Regions from separate parts of the Mus musculus genome. Here region 2 is linked to region 1. Evidence: chromatin loops called from intact Hi-C (ENCODE). Cell type or tissue: gastrocnemius. All regions are shown on one strand. Links, peaks and the distances in the headings refer to the core of each region. The heading gives the core; the rest is flanking DNA. Region 1 holds the start of Ppifos (peptidylprolyl isomerase F, opposite strand). Region 2 overlaps Zmiz1 (zinc finger, MIZ-type containing 1).

Region 1 (8,394 bases), core at 261-8,260:
CTCATGGTGGTCTGAGTGGAAGCCACTTTGCCTGGCTTACCCTGATGTTTCCTTGGCTTGCCTCTGCTATAGAATGTGCTTATGGAATCATGGGTTGTGAGGAATAGTTTCCTCACACACTGTTAGCATGGCCGCACATGGCTCCCAGACCTCCCAGCTTCCTTTCCCACAGTCCTATGCTGTCTAAGAATGCCTTTTCCCTGGTAAAACTTCCACCAAGCAACACCTTTCTCTGCATAGAGTTCTGAGTATCCCAGGCCTCAGGTCCCAGGAGGTCAGAGGCAACAGCTGACTGAGAAGTTTAGAAAACCTGTGTTCACAACTTTAAGGAAATCTAAGCGATGGGATGACAGCCACACAGGGCTGTCAGGGTCGGGCATGTTGGTGCCAGCCCCATCTTCTTTGCTCCTTCCATGGAAGCCTTGATGGGCCTTAAAGCTCTGCCCCAGGCTGTCCTTATTCTCAGCTGTGCTGGAGCTGAGCTAAGTCCCTGTTCTGTTCTTGGAACTCACAGATCATGAGCTACTCAACACCTCCAGGCTTCTCACACTTATTTGGTGCTCAGTTTGCCATAGTCTGTTGTGCAGATGTCTTGCTTTTTTGAGTGCTGCAATGCCCATCATTTTCCTGGGCAGAATGAGAACAACCTACTTCTCATAAGTAAGGTCACCAAAAGTCAGATCAGGCTGCCGGACAAAGCCCAGGGTGACAGAACTGGGAGCCTGGAATCCAGTGGAATGCAGCTGAAGAGCTCACAAGCGGTAACTAGGCTTTCAGGGTAGTGGTGTTCCTTTGGCAAACAACTCTGCCGAGTGGCCAGGATGCTGGGTGTTTTCTTACTTGGCTCAACCCTCCCCACAGGCTAGATGGCAAGCATGTCGTGTTCGGCCATGTCAAAGAGGGCATGGATGTTGTGAAGAAAATAGAATCTTTCGGCTCAAAAAGTGGGAAGACGTCTAAGAAGATTGTCATCACAGACTGTGGCCAGTTGAGCTAACTCACAGCCAAGGTGCTAGGACAGCAGCAGGCATCCATGTCTTGATTCACCCAGGTTCTCCAAAGAACAGTTTGCACCCACTTCTATTGAGTCTGAGGAAGGCCACTCAGGCATGGTCCTCCCAGACCAGGCTGCTCTCCACTGTCCATCCTGCCTCAGATCCCGTTTCTGGGCATCAGTATGGCCATCGGGCCATGTACCCTCAGCCGATGTCCCCGTGATTGCCATGTGCGTGTGCCTTGGACATTGGCAATGCTGACCAGTTAGTCAGGGAAGGCTCCTGACTCTTTTCCTTGATCAGTGGGGATAGCAGTTGCTATTTAATGTTGTCTTCCTCCTTGCAATAATTTAACATAGAATTCAAGATCTCATCGAAACAAAGCTGTGACACTCATGGCACTGTCCGTGTGTGACCTGTGTTGCTGTGACACTCACGGCACTGTCCATGTGTGACCTGAGTTGGCACAAGCCACAGACACCCCCAACCCCCCCACCTCCCAGCCTGGCTTCTGAGACATCACTCAGGGCTCTTGTGAAAGTCCCAGCGTCAATGCCTTCCCTCCTGGTCACTGTGAATCCTGCTGGCTGCTGCTGTGATTTTTGAAAGCCTGTGAAATAGAAGCAGCAGGACCTGGGAACAGACCTGTGAGCCCGGTCTTTCTGCTCAATGTGAATTCCCGTGGTGAAAACTTACAGACACTGCCTGACCTCATGCTGTTCTCAAGAGGGAAGTGTCTTCTGGCAGGCTTTGCTTTTTCTGTATGTTGAATAAATCCAATCTATCAATAATATATATGTAAAAGATTTCTGGGACAGTCCTGTGTGTTCATCTCAAATGTGATAAATAAATCCTATTTTCTATAAAATGGCTGTCTCTGGTTTTGGAATGAAATTTACATCTTTGGGGCTCATTTGTTTTTGTGACAGGGTCTTGCTGTGTGGTCCAGGGTCTTGCTGTATAGCCTTTGGCTAGCTTCAAACACTCTTGACCTTCCTCAATGCTGTTGGGATTACAGGCATGGAACATTGACTCCAGCTGGGGCCAGTCTTGGAGTTACTATGTGTTAGGTTCTATGCTTTGAACTGTTTTTTGTTTGTTTTGTTGTTTTATGATGCTAGGGCCTTTGTGCACACAAGCCACGTCCTCAGCCTTATTGTAAGGAAATCCGTGTAGAACATTCTGTGTCCTAACCCCAAGTACTAGCTCAGAAGCCACTGAGAACATCCTTGCTACCATCTGTCCTGTAGGATGGTCCAGACAGTCCCCACCGTGAGCACTACCTCTAGGTGAAGTCCCAGCTATGCTTAGTGATTGAGCTTCAGTTTCTCTCAGCTACATAATGTGTACATGACATCTAGGTCTGGAATTGGGTGTGACCCATGTGAGGTGCATGGTCTTGGGCCAGATGTATCATCACAGCAATCTCTGGGTAGTGACTTACAAGAGGGTGACATTTCCCGTGTGTCAGAGATCCTTAGGAAAGGGGGCTGAGATCACCAAAGGTTAGAGGTGGGTTTCCCTTTTCTCATGCTGGGTCACTGAAATGTGGAATTCTTCATTGCTGAATTCTCAGGGAAGACAGGACTGGGGCAAGCACATGACTAAGAGTTTCCTTAGGTGGGTAGGGACATAGCATAGCTCATGGAGAAGGGATGTGGGCTCTGGCTGCGGTGAGTATTGCATTCATGCCATATAGAATTCCTGAATCAGGTGATGTCAGGTTAGAGGTAGGCGTGGTCATTCTGACATCATAGAGGTTATGCTGAGTCTTCAGAGTCTTGGAGTTTCCATGAAGTCAGAGCTCAGCTCCTTGGGTTGAGAGTTTGGTTGGAGTAGTAGTTAAAGCCATTTTGGGAGCAGCCAGCATCCTCAGAACAGCTGGCTGTGATGGTGTGGACCCTGAGCAGGCATTCTGTGCCTGTGTCCACGAGCCTCTGCAGTCCTTTATACAGTGGGGCTGCCGAGGGACTTCATTTGAGACGCAGATCTCGCCTACTAATAACTGATAATGTCTCATGCAGCACAACAGCTTACAGGTGAGAAGATGAGGCTACAGGCTGGCTTGTGATTAATCTAGACAATATGTCAAGCAGTTGGCAAAGGACAGACCTCTTGAGCTCTTGGTGGTACAGAAAGTACACACGGGCTTCTTAGGATCATTACCTAAAATCTTGAGGTCACACAGGTACTTTACCACTGACCTGTGACCCCAAACCCTCCCCTTTTTGTTTAGTTGTAGGCTAGGTCTACATTGTCCACGGTGGCCTTGAAGTTACTCTATGGCCCAGGCCAACTTAAAACTTGTGACTCTTTTTGCCTTGGTCCTTTGAATAGCTTTGATTATAGGCTTATCCCCAGCCACTTTAAAAGTATTTTAGGAACATTATTTATTTACTCACTTTAAAATTTGTGTATTTCTGGTACAGGTCAAAGATGTGTTGTTGTTGTTTTTGGAGTTGCCTGCTGACCTGGGGTACTCCAGGCACCCAGGACAAGTCAAAGGGAAAGCCATCCCTCCTTGAGCTGTGACCTGCCTCCTGTCAATTTCAGAGGGGTCCAGAGTTAGAAGTGGGAGGGCTTGTGTTTCCTGAGGATGTGTGTGTTCTGTCTCCATCCAGTGGAATCTAGGGGTACAGCAAGCATGTAAGAATTTTTCTGAAAACCACTCCCTAAAGGCAGAGGCAAGGTCATCCTCTGCAGCTCTCAGAGGCCCAAGCCAGGTTTTGGGGTTTTGTTTGTTTGTTTGTTTGTTTGTTTGCTTTGTTTTTTCCAGACAGGGTTTCTCTGTATAGCCCTGGCTGTCCTGGAGCTCACTTTGTAGACCAGGCTGGTTTTTATGTGAAGCATCTTTTAAAGTAACACAGGAAATCCTGGCTTGTTGCTTGCCAGTAAGTCCTCAGTACCTAATGTGTGCATACATACATCGGTAGCCCTCAGTACCTAATGTGTGCATACATACATCGGTAGCCCTCAGTACCTAATGTGTGCATACATACATCGGTAGCCCTCAGTACCTAATGTGTGCATACATACATTGGTAGCCCTCAGTACCTAATGTGTGCATACATACATCGGTAGCCCTCAGTACCTAACGTGTGCACCAAGTGTTGAACCTGTATATGCTTTCTAGATGGCATAAGATGTGATACCTTATGCTTTCAAAAACCAAAACATCAAATTTCTGAGATGCTTGGTAGCTTTTCAGAATGATTTCACTGAGATAAAAATTTACATATAGTAAAATTCACACATTTTAATTGCACCATCAATAAAATTTTGAAAACCACATCCACTGATTAATGAGCATCAGTGAAGACACAAAACCTCGCCAGTGTTTCAGAACCTTCCCTACACGTCTTTCTAGGCAGCCACTAGGTTCTAGTACCACACGATGACTTTTGCCTTTCCTAGGACTTCATGTGGAAATGAGATTGGAAACTTTTTTTTTTTGGCCCTGGCATCTCTAGCATAGTGTGTGTGAGACTCTTAACATTTCTCAACCTGTGGAGCCCAGCTACCCTTTCACATGGAGGTCACATATCAGATATTTCCATCAGGATTCACTACAGTAGCAAAATTACAGTTAGAAATATCTTTATTGTTGGGCGAGGGGGCGGGCACCACAGTATGAGGAACTGTATTAAAGGGTCACAGCGTTAGGAAGGCTGAGAACCACATCTGGGTTCTGCAAGATTTCGCTTCACGAAAAGCAATTCTGCAGATGTTTCATAGGTGCACTAAAGCCTAAAGCCTGGGACTCGCAGGATCCCGGGAGCGCATACAGAGCCTGAGCTGCTTGCTTGAGGCTGGATCTCACTCTGCTGCCTGAGCTGGTTTTAACTCCTGCACTGAAGAGACCGATTAGCTTCAGCTTCTCAAATAGCTGGATTGCTGGGTGCATGCTGAAGGACACAATAAAAAGCACTTCGCTCTTGAGTCATTTATTTAGTGTGCATGTGCATGTGCGTGTGCGTGTGCGTGTGCGTGTGTGTGTGTGTGTGTGTGTGTGTGTGTGTCTTGTACTGGGGACCAAACTCAAGGCCTTAGATAAGCATTCTATCACTGAACTATAACATAGCCCAGCTGGAGCCTACTGAGTACAAAACCAACTGTGTTTTAATTCAGGAATGCTAGGCTGGTTTAACATCAGAAAGATCAATGAATATAACAGTGTAACTTCATGTACACACACTATTAGGATAAGACCCCAAAGTTACAGGGCTTTGAAGGGGACAGAAGAAACATTTACAAAACACAGAGGCATAGTATCAAGTTGCCCTCTAAATACTTATCCTTACACCCATGGGCAAGGGCGAGCCTCAGCCCTCATCAGCGAAGCCTCTTTGCGCAGTCATAAAGGATGTCAGTTAATTGAGACTCACAACTGGCCAGAGTACAGAGAACAGATGGCGCTGGACTGTGCGTCCTTAAATGGTGCATCTGTATTTCACTGTCTCCCCACTAGGCTCAAGGAACATGTGGAAGATGAAACAGAAGGATTAGAGGGGCCAGAGGTGTGTGTATTGGAATATGGTGTCTTTTTGAGATAAAAATGGTGAGGTGAGGGCTGGCGAGGGGGCTCTACAGGTAAAGCCTTGCCACCAAGCCTGATGACTTAACTCTGGTCCATAAGACCTATGTGATGGGGGCTGGTGAGATGGCTCAGTGGGTAAGAGCACCCAACTGCTCTTCTGAAGGTCCGAAGTTCAAATCCCAGCAACTACATGGTGGCTCACAACCATCCGTAATGAGATCTGACTCCCTCTTCTGGAGTGTCTGAAGACAACTACAGTGTACTTACATATAATAAAAATAAATAAATCTTTAAAAAAAAAAGACCTATGTGATGGAAGAACTGACTCCAGCAGTCGTCTTTGACCTTCAGGCATGTGTTGTATGACATCTGTGTGCTTATAACACACATACACAACAGATAAATGTTTTTAAAGAGATATAACTGGCCATTAAGCACCTGAGGAGACACTGCAAATCATTAGTCATCAGAGAAATGCAGATGAAGACTACCACGGGCTACTTCACACCCGCTGGGATGTGTAATATAAAAAGTCAGATAGTACCAAGTGTTTGTAAGGATGTGGACGCAGTTCCTCGGATGGTTAGACAGAGTCACCATTTACCCAAGGGGAATGAAAACATGTATGCATACAAAAAGTTGTATGGCGCCGGGCGTTGGTGGCACATGCCTTTAATCCCAGCACTCAGGAGGCAGAGGCAGGCGAATTTCTGAGTTCGAGGCCAGCCTGGTCTACAGAGTGAGTTCCAGGACAGCCAGGGCTACACAGAGAAATCCTGTCTCGAAAAACCAAAAAAAAAAAAAAAAGTTGTATGGCTGTTTAAGCATGTTACTAATTCTGAGTAAAAGTTCAGGACAAAAATGTCCTACAGTTCAGCTGTACCACTTAGGAAAGATTGTCATAGCTGGGCTTATTGACACCCCATTATAGGAGGAGGGGGCAGAGGAGACATGGGACCTTTTTCTGACTATCCAGCTGCTTTCCCTATCCAGCTGGTTGTGTGCAGCTCTACTCTAATTGTACATGGCTTTGGGTCTCAGGAAAGAACTGGGGTATAGGCTGTCGAGGACTAGAAGGGGACCTCCATCTCTGAAGCCACAGGAAAACCATCAGTGTTGACAAAGACCTTTCAGTGTGGCTGCTTTGGGTCACCCTGGCTCCTGTCCATAATTTCTCTGCCGTAGAAATGGGTTGGTTCCACCAGGAGGTCTTTGGTGGAATCAAAATCTGGTTTGTCATGGGGGTTACAGAAGGAGAGGAGAGGAGAGGGGAGGAGAGGGGAGGGGGAGGGGAGGGGAGGGGAGTGGAGGGGAGGAGAGGAGAGGGGAGGGGAGTGGAGGGGAGGAGAGGAGAGGGGAGGAGAGGAGAGAAGGTGTTATTTAGTTATTCCCTGGGTAAACATTCTTACAACAGCCTATGGGTGTGTGAGTATCTTTGGAAGCCAAAAGAGGGGTGTCAGGTGCCCAAGAGCCAGAGTTGCTGGCAGTTTTGAGCCAGCAGATGTGGGTGTTGGGAACTGAGTTCAGGTTCTCTGCAAGCGCAACAAACACCTGCTGAGGCATGGCTCCAGTCCCTGTGAGGAGCGTTCCTTACACAATGTTGAAAACACTTGGCTCTGGGCATGATTACACATGACCATGACCACATTAACAACCATTTGATGTGTGAATTGTATGGAATGTGAACTGTTTCCTACTAGAAATATGTCTTAGCAGGGTCTTCTAATTCTTTTAGTATGGGAGATGCTTCCTCTGGGATTCTTCTGTCCTTCTGGACAGAATATTTGGTCTACTTATGGGCTCTCTCTCTCTCTCTCTCTCTCTCTCTCTCTTTCTCTCTCTCTCTGTGTGTGTGTTGTGTGTGTGTGTGTGTGTGTGTGTGTGTGTGTGTGTCAGTGTCCTTTTTCAAAGTGTCTGACCCACATAAGCTTATCATGGTATTTAAAAACAAAGATTTATGTGCTGGCGGGGATGCGTGTACGTGCGGACACTACATGTGTGAAAGTGCCTGCAGATGCGAGATTCCCAGGAACTAAAGTTACCAAACAGTTGTAAGTTGCCTGATATGGGTGCTGGGAAATGAACCTGGGTCCTCCCTCTGTAAGGGCAGCAAGAGCCTCTAACTGCTGAGCCATCTCTCCAGCCTAGTTATGGTATTTTTACACAAAGCAATCAGTTCTCCTCAGGCACAGGTGGGTGAGGGAGGGACCGGAACTTGAGGGTTGGGTTGGTTGTTGGATCCATGCACATGTTCCCATTCCAAACTTTAGGGTCCCATCCTTTATGTTCTTTCGCAGGAAATTCTTGACAAGACTGTAAATTCAAACAACAACAAGGGTGCAGCCACCTCCACAATTATGGGTTTGTCTCATGTGTGGGAAGCCGCCCTCACATTTGCCATTACAAGATGGCGCTGACAGCTGTGTTCTAAGTGGTAAACATAATCTGCACACGTGCAGGGGCAATTTTCCCGCCATGTGTTCTGCCTTTCTCGTGATGACAACTGGGCCAATGGGCTGCAGCCAATCAGGAAGTAATACGTCCTAGGCGGAGGATAATTCTCCTTAAAAGGGACGGGGTTTTGCCATTCTTTTTCTCTCTCTTGTTCTTGCTTTTTCTCTCTCTTGCTTTCTTGTTCTTTTTCTCTCTCTTGCTTTCTTGTTCTTGTTCTTTTTCTCTCTCTTGCTTTCTTGTTCTTGTTCCTTTTCTCTCTCTTGCTCTCTGGCTCTCTGGCTCCTGAAAATGTAAGCAATAAAGCTTTGCCGCAGAAGATTCCGGTTTGTTGCGTTCTTCCTGGCCGGTCGCGAGAACGCGTGTAAGAGTTGGTGCTGAGACCCGGGACGGGACGAGAAGACCCGGGAC
Region 2 (8,394 bases), core at 122-8,121, 56 kb before region 1:
CAAGTCTCAATGCTGTCCATCACTCTGGACCCCTTGTGCTCCTCCCACATCACCCTGGCTGGCTAGAAGGCCTTTCTGAGTGTTCTCTGTAAGCCTGAGACTTACTGAGTAGAGGAGGTAGATAGATCCCTGAGGGCTCCTTGGGAAGAGCTCCCTGTATCAGCAACCCACTGCAGGGCTGGAGTGAGGAGGCTTGGTGAAGGCTCAGGGACGAGCCAGTGGGATAGATCGTTCTGTCTGGAGTGCATCTGGACTTTACCCAGTAAACCCTGGAGCCTGATGATGCTCACTTGTAGGGAAGGGAAGGTTTCAGCCAGGCAGGGATGTGCACAGGACTGGGAGGTGGGGCGGGGCACCTGGGCAGGCCTGGTCCTGGGCCCAGAGGAAGGGTGACCCAAGCCTGAATTCCGAAGTCCAGGTCAGTGGGACTCAGTTCAGCAGCTAGTTTGTCATGAGGTGCTGAGAACAAGGACAGAAGCAAGATTCCACCAAGGCCCTTCCAGCCTCATTAAAGTTGGAACCAGGCTGTCCCCAGTGAAGACAATGCCGAGGTCCTGACTGTTTCTATAGGGGGTCATGGGAAATCGGTATACTTGAAGAAGGGACTTAGAGTGAGCTTTCGATCGCACTAGCTGGCTTCTTCACTGCATAGCTGCTGGACTGTAGACCCACCCAGCTTACACAGCTAACACAGGGGTAGCCCCTGCATTGTTGGGAGAGGGTCACATCTGCCTGGCCCATTTCCATTATACAAGTGCTGTCATGAGCCTGGAGCCCCAGAGCTCACTGGGGCAAAGGTCGGCTGGGATAGTGAAGTGAAGACACTGCCACCTGCCTTGCCCTAGCTCTAAAGACCTCTTCTCTCTTTGCAGTGATGGGTCATTTCCTTATGACTCTGTCCCTTGGCAGCAGAACACCAATCAGCCTCCCGGCTCCCTCTCCGTGGTCACCACGGTGTGGGGAGTGACCAACACATCCCAGAGTCAGGTAAGAACTTGTCCCATCCTCTACCATGGTCCCTCCTAGGCACAAGTGTCTCTTATTCCTCCCAAGAGTGGGGAGGGGGGTTCTCCAGAGAACCGTGCCGTGACACTCTCCTCACTGAAGACAGTCTCAGGACATATCCAGCTGCAGACAGCATCACTCCGGAAAGGGTACACAGCTGTCTCAGTAGGGACACAGCTGGGTCCCTGAGGATCATCCCCCATTGTAGGGCCTTCTGGGATAGAAGAGGAAGGGTGTTTATGTGACAAGGCCATGAGTACTGTTCTGAGACCTTGTTCCCTCCAGTTGTGCAAACAAGAGCGTTACTGGGCGTTACTGACCTCAGGGTTCTAAGCTGGAAACCTTTGGCCCTGAATGGTCTGGATTAGGTTTTCCTAAGATGTCACCTCTCAGTAAAGGGTGCCTTAGCCTGACAAGCCCAGCTGTCTTCCCAGACATGCTATTCTTGTTTCCTCTTCTTTTCTCTCTCCTCACCTCCTTCCTAACAGAGGGCCCCCCTCTGCCGGACCTAGGCCAGGCCATCCTGGGGGGGAGCTGTCATGCTTCCCTGGGTCTTCATCCACAGACAACATCTGGGCCAAAGACACAGAGGTGTCTTTTTTAGAGCAGCAGCCCAGGGCGTCCACCAAGCCCTATTGTAGAGTTGGGACCGAGTAGGCTAATGTTTGCCAAAGACTTCGCTTGCCTCAGATCTATCTCTGCAGCCATGGGGACCACTTGGGCTGGCTTTGTGAGCCTTGGCCTCACTCCTTCCTGGCTGACATTCTCAGCCCACTCCCTTTGATCCCTTACGTGTTCTGGGGACTCTTCAAGCCACTCCCATGCTCCTCTGCTGTGTCTTCCCTGCCATGTTTCAGTCTTTGTCTTCTCTTTCTCCACGCTGCCTCAGGTACCGACCTTAATGACAGTCTCTCTCTCTCTCTCTCCCCCCCCCCCTCTCTCTCTCTCTTTCTCTCTGTTTGCAGGTCCTCGGGAACCCTATGGCCAATGCCAACAACCCTATGAATCCAGGTGGCAACCCCATGGCATCAGGCATGAGCACCAGCAACCCCGGCATCAACTCCCCACAGTTCGCAGGGCAACAGCAACAGTTCTCCACCAAAGCTGGCCCTGCACAGCCCTATATCCAGCCCAACATGTACGGCCGACCTGGCTACCCTGGTAGCGGGGGCTTTGGGGCCAGGTGAGTGACCAACCTGGATGGTGCCCTTCTACGGCAGCGTGTTAGCCCTGCCTTCCTACCTACATCCAGGAAGGACTCTTATTTGAATGCCAGTTCCACATAGCCTGGTCTAGGATATGAGGACAGTTCTGCCATGTGTCTTAGCAGATTGGCATCAACCTCCCAGGGGTAGAGGGGATACTTCCTCAGTTCCTTCTCAGCCATGTACCTTTATGCTAAGACAGTGGGGTGAGCAGGCAGGATTGGAGAGCAGTGGCAGTGAGCTCCATCTGTCCAAAACTCCTTAGAAAGCTCACTGACCTGAATGAAGAAGAAATGGAGGCTAGAGTCCCCAACCTCAGATCACAGTGAAGAAGGGACAGAAGCAGCCCAAGCCACCTTGAGCACACTCCGCCTAGCTCTCGAGGCAAAGTTGCTGGGTTTCTAGCCTCGCAGTTCAAAACAGGAGTCTCACACACCTCAATCCACATCTACAGCACACAGCACCATACAATTCTCAGGTCAATGTTTGCTTAGAAGGTAGTCTGTGGTGACCAAGGAAAAGCAGAGAAGCTATGGAAATGTCCTAGCCCCAGCAAAGATTCAAAAAGGAGTGGCCTTGTCATCACTAGTAGCAAGAATAGCCACCAATCTCAGAAGTCCCAGGTCCGCTGCTGGGCCTCACACCCACAAGCTAGGTGTCTGGAATTCATGCGTATAATCCTGTAGCCTTCCTCCTGGTACTGGGTACATCCCAGAGTCAGCTAATGAGTTCTCTCTGACTGCTCCCTGCTTCTCCTCCACAGTTACCCTGGGGGTCCTAGTGCCCCAGCAGGCATGGGCATCCCTCCACATACTCGGCCTCCTGCTGACTTCACCCAGCCAGCGGCCGCTGCTGCAGCAGCTGCAGTAGCAGCCGCCGCTGCCACAGCCACAGCCACAGCCACAGCTACAGTGGCAGCCTTGCAAGAGACACAGAACAAGGATATAAACCAGTATGGACCGGTAAGGGTTCCTGCCCGCTGGCCTGGCCTCACCCAGGCTGGGGAAATCTTGAGCGTTAATGCCACGGGTATCCTTGGAAGCCCCTTAAAAGAGTGTTGTGTGTGGGTATGGTAAAATGGTTGGGTGTGGTGGGGTTTGGGGGTATGCTATGCTCTCTGGGCTGGTAGCTCCCAGTGCATATGGGGGAAGAGGTACCCTATTGGTTTCGGAGTTCCTGCTTATCAGACAGTAGGTTGTGTGCCTAAAATGGCTTTGTGACTAGCTTGTCCCTAATCACCTCTGAGGCCACTATTGTCCCATCTGTGGATTTTACCCAGGCCTCATCGTAGATCCTCTGACCTTCAAAAGGATGGGGTGGGGTGTGAAAAGGGGAACCCCATAACCCTGCAAGGCAGAAACATGAAGGAAGGGTGCAGGGTGAGCAGGAGGAAGTGGGCTGGGTAAATCACACTTAGTGTATGGAGGGTGTGTCTCCATTGGCTACTGACCAAGGGCAAGGCCAGGGCTTTCAGGAAAGGGCTTCAGCCTCCATCCTCATCCGCCTCCTCTTCCTGTGTCCTCCCTGTGTCCCTCCCATCCCTACCCACTTCCATGTCCCCTGCCTGCCTCCCTGGGAATGCTGCCTGTGCCTTGGAGTGACTGCTCCCTGCCCTACCCAAACCCACCAGCTGCATTTTCCCATGAGACCTGCAGAGGGCAGTAGTGAGCCCTGGAGGACTGGGTCCTTTAAGAGCTCCTGGCTCTTAACTGCAGCCCTGTGGGAAAGTGCTGCTCCCCCTTTAGCCCCCTACCTTCCTTCCCTGCACTTTCAATGCATGTGGCATTTTATTCTTTTTTTTTTCTTCTTCTCCCATTGAAGGTGTGTTCCTCTTTCCAGATGGGTCCCACCCAGGCGTATAACAGCCAATTCATGAACCAACCCGGGCCTCGGGGGCCTGCCTCCATGGGGGGCAGCCTGAACCCTGCCGGCATGGCAGCTGGCATGACACCCTCGGGCATGAGCGGCCCTCCCATGGGCATGAACCAGCCCCGACCACCCGGCATCAGCCCCTTTGGCACACACGGGCAAAGGATGCCCCAGCAGACCTACCCAGGCCCCCGGCCCCAGTCCCTTCCTATTCAGAGCATAAAGAGGCCATACCCGGGAGAGGTAAGTGTGACTATGATGGGGGATGGGAGGAGAAGGAACATTGACAGAGGGACCATGGACCCAGGGACCTTGGAAAAGGCACAGTTAGGCCACTTAGAGAACTTGAACTAAAGGGCTTTGGAGGCTTAGCCCCTGACTAATATCATCTCTGTTGTGGAAAACACCAAACAAGTCACTACACCTGAGTGTGTATGACTTTAAATCAATGGTATTCACAATCCACACTGGCCCTTAGAATGCCCAGAGGACAGGGGGCCGTGACATTGTAAAATACCCTGCCTAGAGCAGGCAAGTGTAGAAGCAGAAACCATGGAGACCACTTAACCCTGTCCATACTCAGATACTAATGGATGACCCTGGATGAGGACCTCAGTGCAGGGAGCCACCTAGAGAGTGAGGGCTGCCACTAGTACACTAGTACAGGCTGTGTGTCAGGGAGGCCATCGGATGGCACACAGTATCCCTAGGGCTTACTTCCATCATATTGCTCTCCTGGGGATAGTGCCTTCTCTGGGGTCTCCTAGCAGAGGTGCCAGAGGAAACCATCCCAGCAGACGGTCCCAAGCACCGTGGAAGGTCAGGGGAAAAGGGAAGTCACCAGGTCTCAGTGACACTCAGAATACAACTGAGACCAAGATCCGTGCCCAGCTGATGCGCCCCCCTCGCTCCAGTGAAGTTTGTCTTTGGCACACCATGATGCCCCTTCCTGGGCATGGCACCTCAGCTCTTCATCTTCTCAGATCATGTCCTTCTGGCTGGTCAAGACTGTGGCCTTCAACTTGAGCTGAAGCAGATTTCTATCCCACGAAAGCATAAGCTCTCTGTCCCCACAGGTCCCTTCAGCCGCCACTCTCACAGAGGTTGGATGATGTCATAATTGGTATAGGTGCCCTAAGCCTGAGACTCAGGAATAGGCTATAGTGATTAGGCTTCCTGTACACCCAGGAGGCCAACTCAAGACCTGAGCCTCGACCTAGTGGGCACTAGGGAGAGAAACTCAAAGGCCTTTAGGCTCCTCCCAGCCCTGCCTGTCCTTGGTTTGGGGCCTTAAGCTGATGGCTTCACTCCCAGAACACAGTCACTAAACACCCTCTACCCTCAACCTCCTGAGAGATAGTTGGCTGCACTGGGCATGCATGTCTGAGCTTCAGGCTGCTCACCTGAGATGAGGCCGCAGAAGAATTGCATATTGAAAGCCCTACATTGAAGCCAAGCCCTCTGCTTTTACTAAAGGAGTTCTCCCCAGAGCATTGCTGCTTCCCAGCTGGTCCAGGTTATAAGATGCTGGGAGCTCTGGCTTCTACCTCATGGCAGTATGTTCATCCTATGTTAGAAGTGGTACAACCTAGCCAGGCATTGGTGGTATATGCCTTTAATCTCAGTACTTGGGAGGCAGAGGCAAACAGATCTATGAGTTCTAGGCTAGCCTGGTCTACCGAGCAAGTTCTGAGATAACCAGAGCTACACAGAGAAATCTTGTGTCAACAAAACAAAACAACAAAAAAGGTACATCCTTAATTCAGGCTTCAATCATGTTGTCTGGTCCCCTACCACACTCCTGTAGCCTGGTGAACATGCAGGTACCAGCCACTTCACACCACCGTGAGAACTCGCTGTGGCCCAGAGTAGCAGATGTCCCCCCACCGTACAGTCATTGAAAGTTCCTGAGCACAGTCCACTCTGATGAGCACTCTCAGGCACTTGGCGCACTCTCACCAACTAGATTTAAGCCTAGAGGATGAGACTCTCTGACAGGGAATATTCTTGAATAGACATCAAAGAACCATTGACTCTGGGACACCATGTTCTGGGTACCTAGGTGACAGGAAGCCCTAGATCATCCACTGTTCCAGCTAGGGAAGATGGAAGGAGGTGGCACTGTCTCCTTCCTCAGTGACTTCTCTAGGAGGGGCTCTCGTGCTCCCCACTCCTCATTGGCTAGTTCTCCCACAGCTGTATAGTTGACGCTGCTAAGAATGGAGCACTAGATAGATGTTTGCTCTGTATAGGATGTAGGGACAGTGCTATCCAGATCAGCCTCACTGCATGGCTTGTCAGCTCTTGGTAACAAATTCTGTGACCTGCATCTCCCTGACATATCGGGGTGCACACACAAACACTGGGAGAAACAAAGGAGTACTTTAAGATTGAACCCCTCAAAGACACAGCTGAGAAGCTCTGAGCATCCGTTGGGTTCCAAAAAAACAGTTTTATGGAGTGGTGGCATATGGCCTGGACCTGCAGCATGTAGTGTCCCTGGATGTCAAAGCAAGTGGAGGCTTTTAATATTCTCTGGCTCATTCTCTCCCTATGACAGGTAGAGAGGGCGTCTTGTGTGCAGGAGACCATAGAGCTAAGAAGAGAAGTTGGGGAGCTGGAGAGGTGGCTCGGTGGTTATTGCTCTTGCAGAGGAGCCAGGATCAGTTCCCAGGATCCATATGATGGCTCATAATCATCCATAACTCTTGATTCCAGGATTCTGATACATTCTTCTGACCTTCACAGGCACTAGGCATGCACACAGTGCACATACAGATAATATATATGGGCCATAAAATCAATCTTTTAAAAAAAAAAAAAAAAAAAAGCTGGGCCCCAGACCTGGTATCTGAGTACATCACATCACCATGACAACCCCTGCCCTTTCTCCATTCCTACAGCCCAACTATGGAAACCAGCAATATGGACCAAACAGCCAGTTCCCCACCCAGCCAGGCCAGTACCCTACCCCTAACCCCCCAAGGCCACTCACATCTCCCAACTACCCTGGACAAAGGATGCCGAGCCAACCCAGCACCGGACAGTACCCACCCCCCACAGTCAACATGGGGCAGTATTACAAGGTGAGTTCCATCTTCAGGGCACCCACATAACTAACACACCTGCAACAGCTTTAGGAGTGGGGGGTGCAGTCCTGACTTTCTGTCAGTGCTCAACTGTGTCTGGGCTCAGAATAGCCTTCCTCTCCTTCATTCACAGTACATGAGACAATGATGGCAGAGGAGGCACAATTCTGAAAGACAAAGCTGACCACCACTGTAATCTTGAGCCTGTTCCCCCTGCACATGTTGTATGCTTGTTGCTTATAGAATGTCTCTGTCCCTGTCTCAATGGCTGCCCAGCAGCCCATGGAGGTGATGATCTCACCCTAGCTCATCCTTCCCATATTCACTCCTCATTTTTTGATTTTACAATACTGCTTTGATGAAGATCTCTGAGCCTTTAACCTTTTCCATTGCTGCAAAATGCATTCTCAGAAGGGAAAACCCCTCTTGAGTTTACCCTTCAGCGTGTTTGCCATCTTTGCTCAAGGGTGTTCATTTCAGCAATCCCCATCACTGCTGTGGAAAATGTCTACTAAATTGTTAACAGGAGCAAAGCTCGGGCCCCTCCACTTTCCACACTAGTCCTAGAGACCCCCGTCTTGGTGCCTTCTTCCCCAGAACCCTCGTGTCTCCAGCGGAGTCAGGCCGCGGGGCTGCTCTGCTTACTCCTCTGTCTCATTTCATTTCAACAGCCAGAACAGTTTAATGGACAGAACAACACCTTCTCCTCCGGAAGCAGCTACAGCAGCTACAGCCAAGGGAGCGTCAACAGGGTGAGGGCTTAGAAAGTCCAGCTGACCCTCAGCAGGCATCAGCAGGCTTACACATCCCTTACCTTCCCACCCCAGCACCTCTGCAAGGTTTTAGGGGTCCACGGGTGGGGGAGTGGCCATCTGCTGAGGCGTAGATACGCTCGGGACCTAGAGTCCACTGCTTCAATGTGTGACCAAGGACAAGCATGGGCACTACAGAAAACCAAAGACAGTGAGGAGAAAAGGGGCCCCAAACAGGGTCAAGGAATATGGACTAGAATCACAATTCAGGGAGGCCAGCTGCTCTTTCCTCCTGGTGTAGGTTAGACAAGTCCCTAGCACACTGGGCCTCTGTGTCCACTTTGACCCCTGGCTATAGGAAGCCACAAATGTACCTAACCCTGAGGGGGATTCAGCAGTGTGGGCTTTAATAAGGGGCAAGGTTCTTCCCAGTCCCCCCTGTCCTCCAGAAGAAGCCGGATCCTGCAGGAGAGC

The links. A loop is a pair of places that touch in the nucleus more often than their neighbours do. Peaks named below come from ENCODE experiments on the same cell type or tissue, not always from the same donor. Only the 100,000 strongest peaks of a DNase experiment are listed, where the experiment ranks them.
Region 2: it touches region 1 in a loop (2.4-fold over the local background); 4 of 42 quality-filtered maps call a loop at or near these places.

The regions. Positions count from the first base shown.
Region 1 is chr14:25,698,606-25,706,999 of GRCm38, forward strand. Ppif (peptidylprolyl isomerase F (cyclophilin F)) reads left to right here. Exons shown (of 6, transcript NM_134084.1): 6 at 862-1,863. The coding sequence ends at 997. Ppifos (peptidylprolyl isomerase F, opposite strand) reads right to left here and starts at 2,677. Exons shown (of 3, transcript NR_028021.1): 1 at 2,440-2,677. It also overlaps 1700054O19Rik. In gastrocnemius, for the core only: a CTCF peak has its summit at 3,614; a DNase peak (open chromatin) is centred at 3,585.
Region 2 is chr14:25,642,686-25,651,079 of GRCm38, forward strand. It overlaps Zmiz1 (zinc finger, MIZ-type containing 1), which reads left to right. Exons shown (of 24, transcript NM_001310666.1): 8 at 873-987; 9 at 1,971-2,188; 10 at 2,974-3,172; 11 at 4,050-4,322; 12 at 6,983-7,165; 13 at 7,840-7,920. Among named protein-coding and RNA genes, the nearest start is that of Gm52102, 14 kb to the right of the region's middle. In gastrocnemius, for the core only: a CTCF peak has its summit at 3,869 (motif pointing right); DNase peaks (open chromatin) are centred at 3,856 and 4,140; H3K27ac peaks cover 1,357 bases.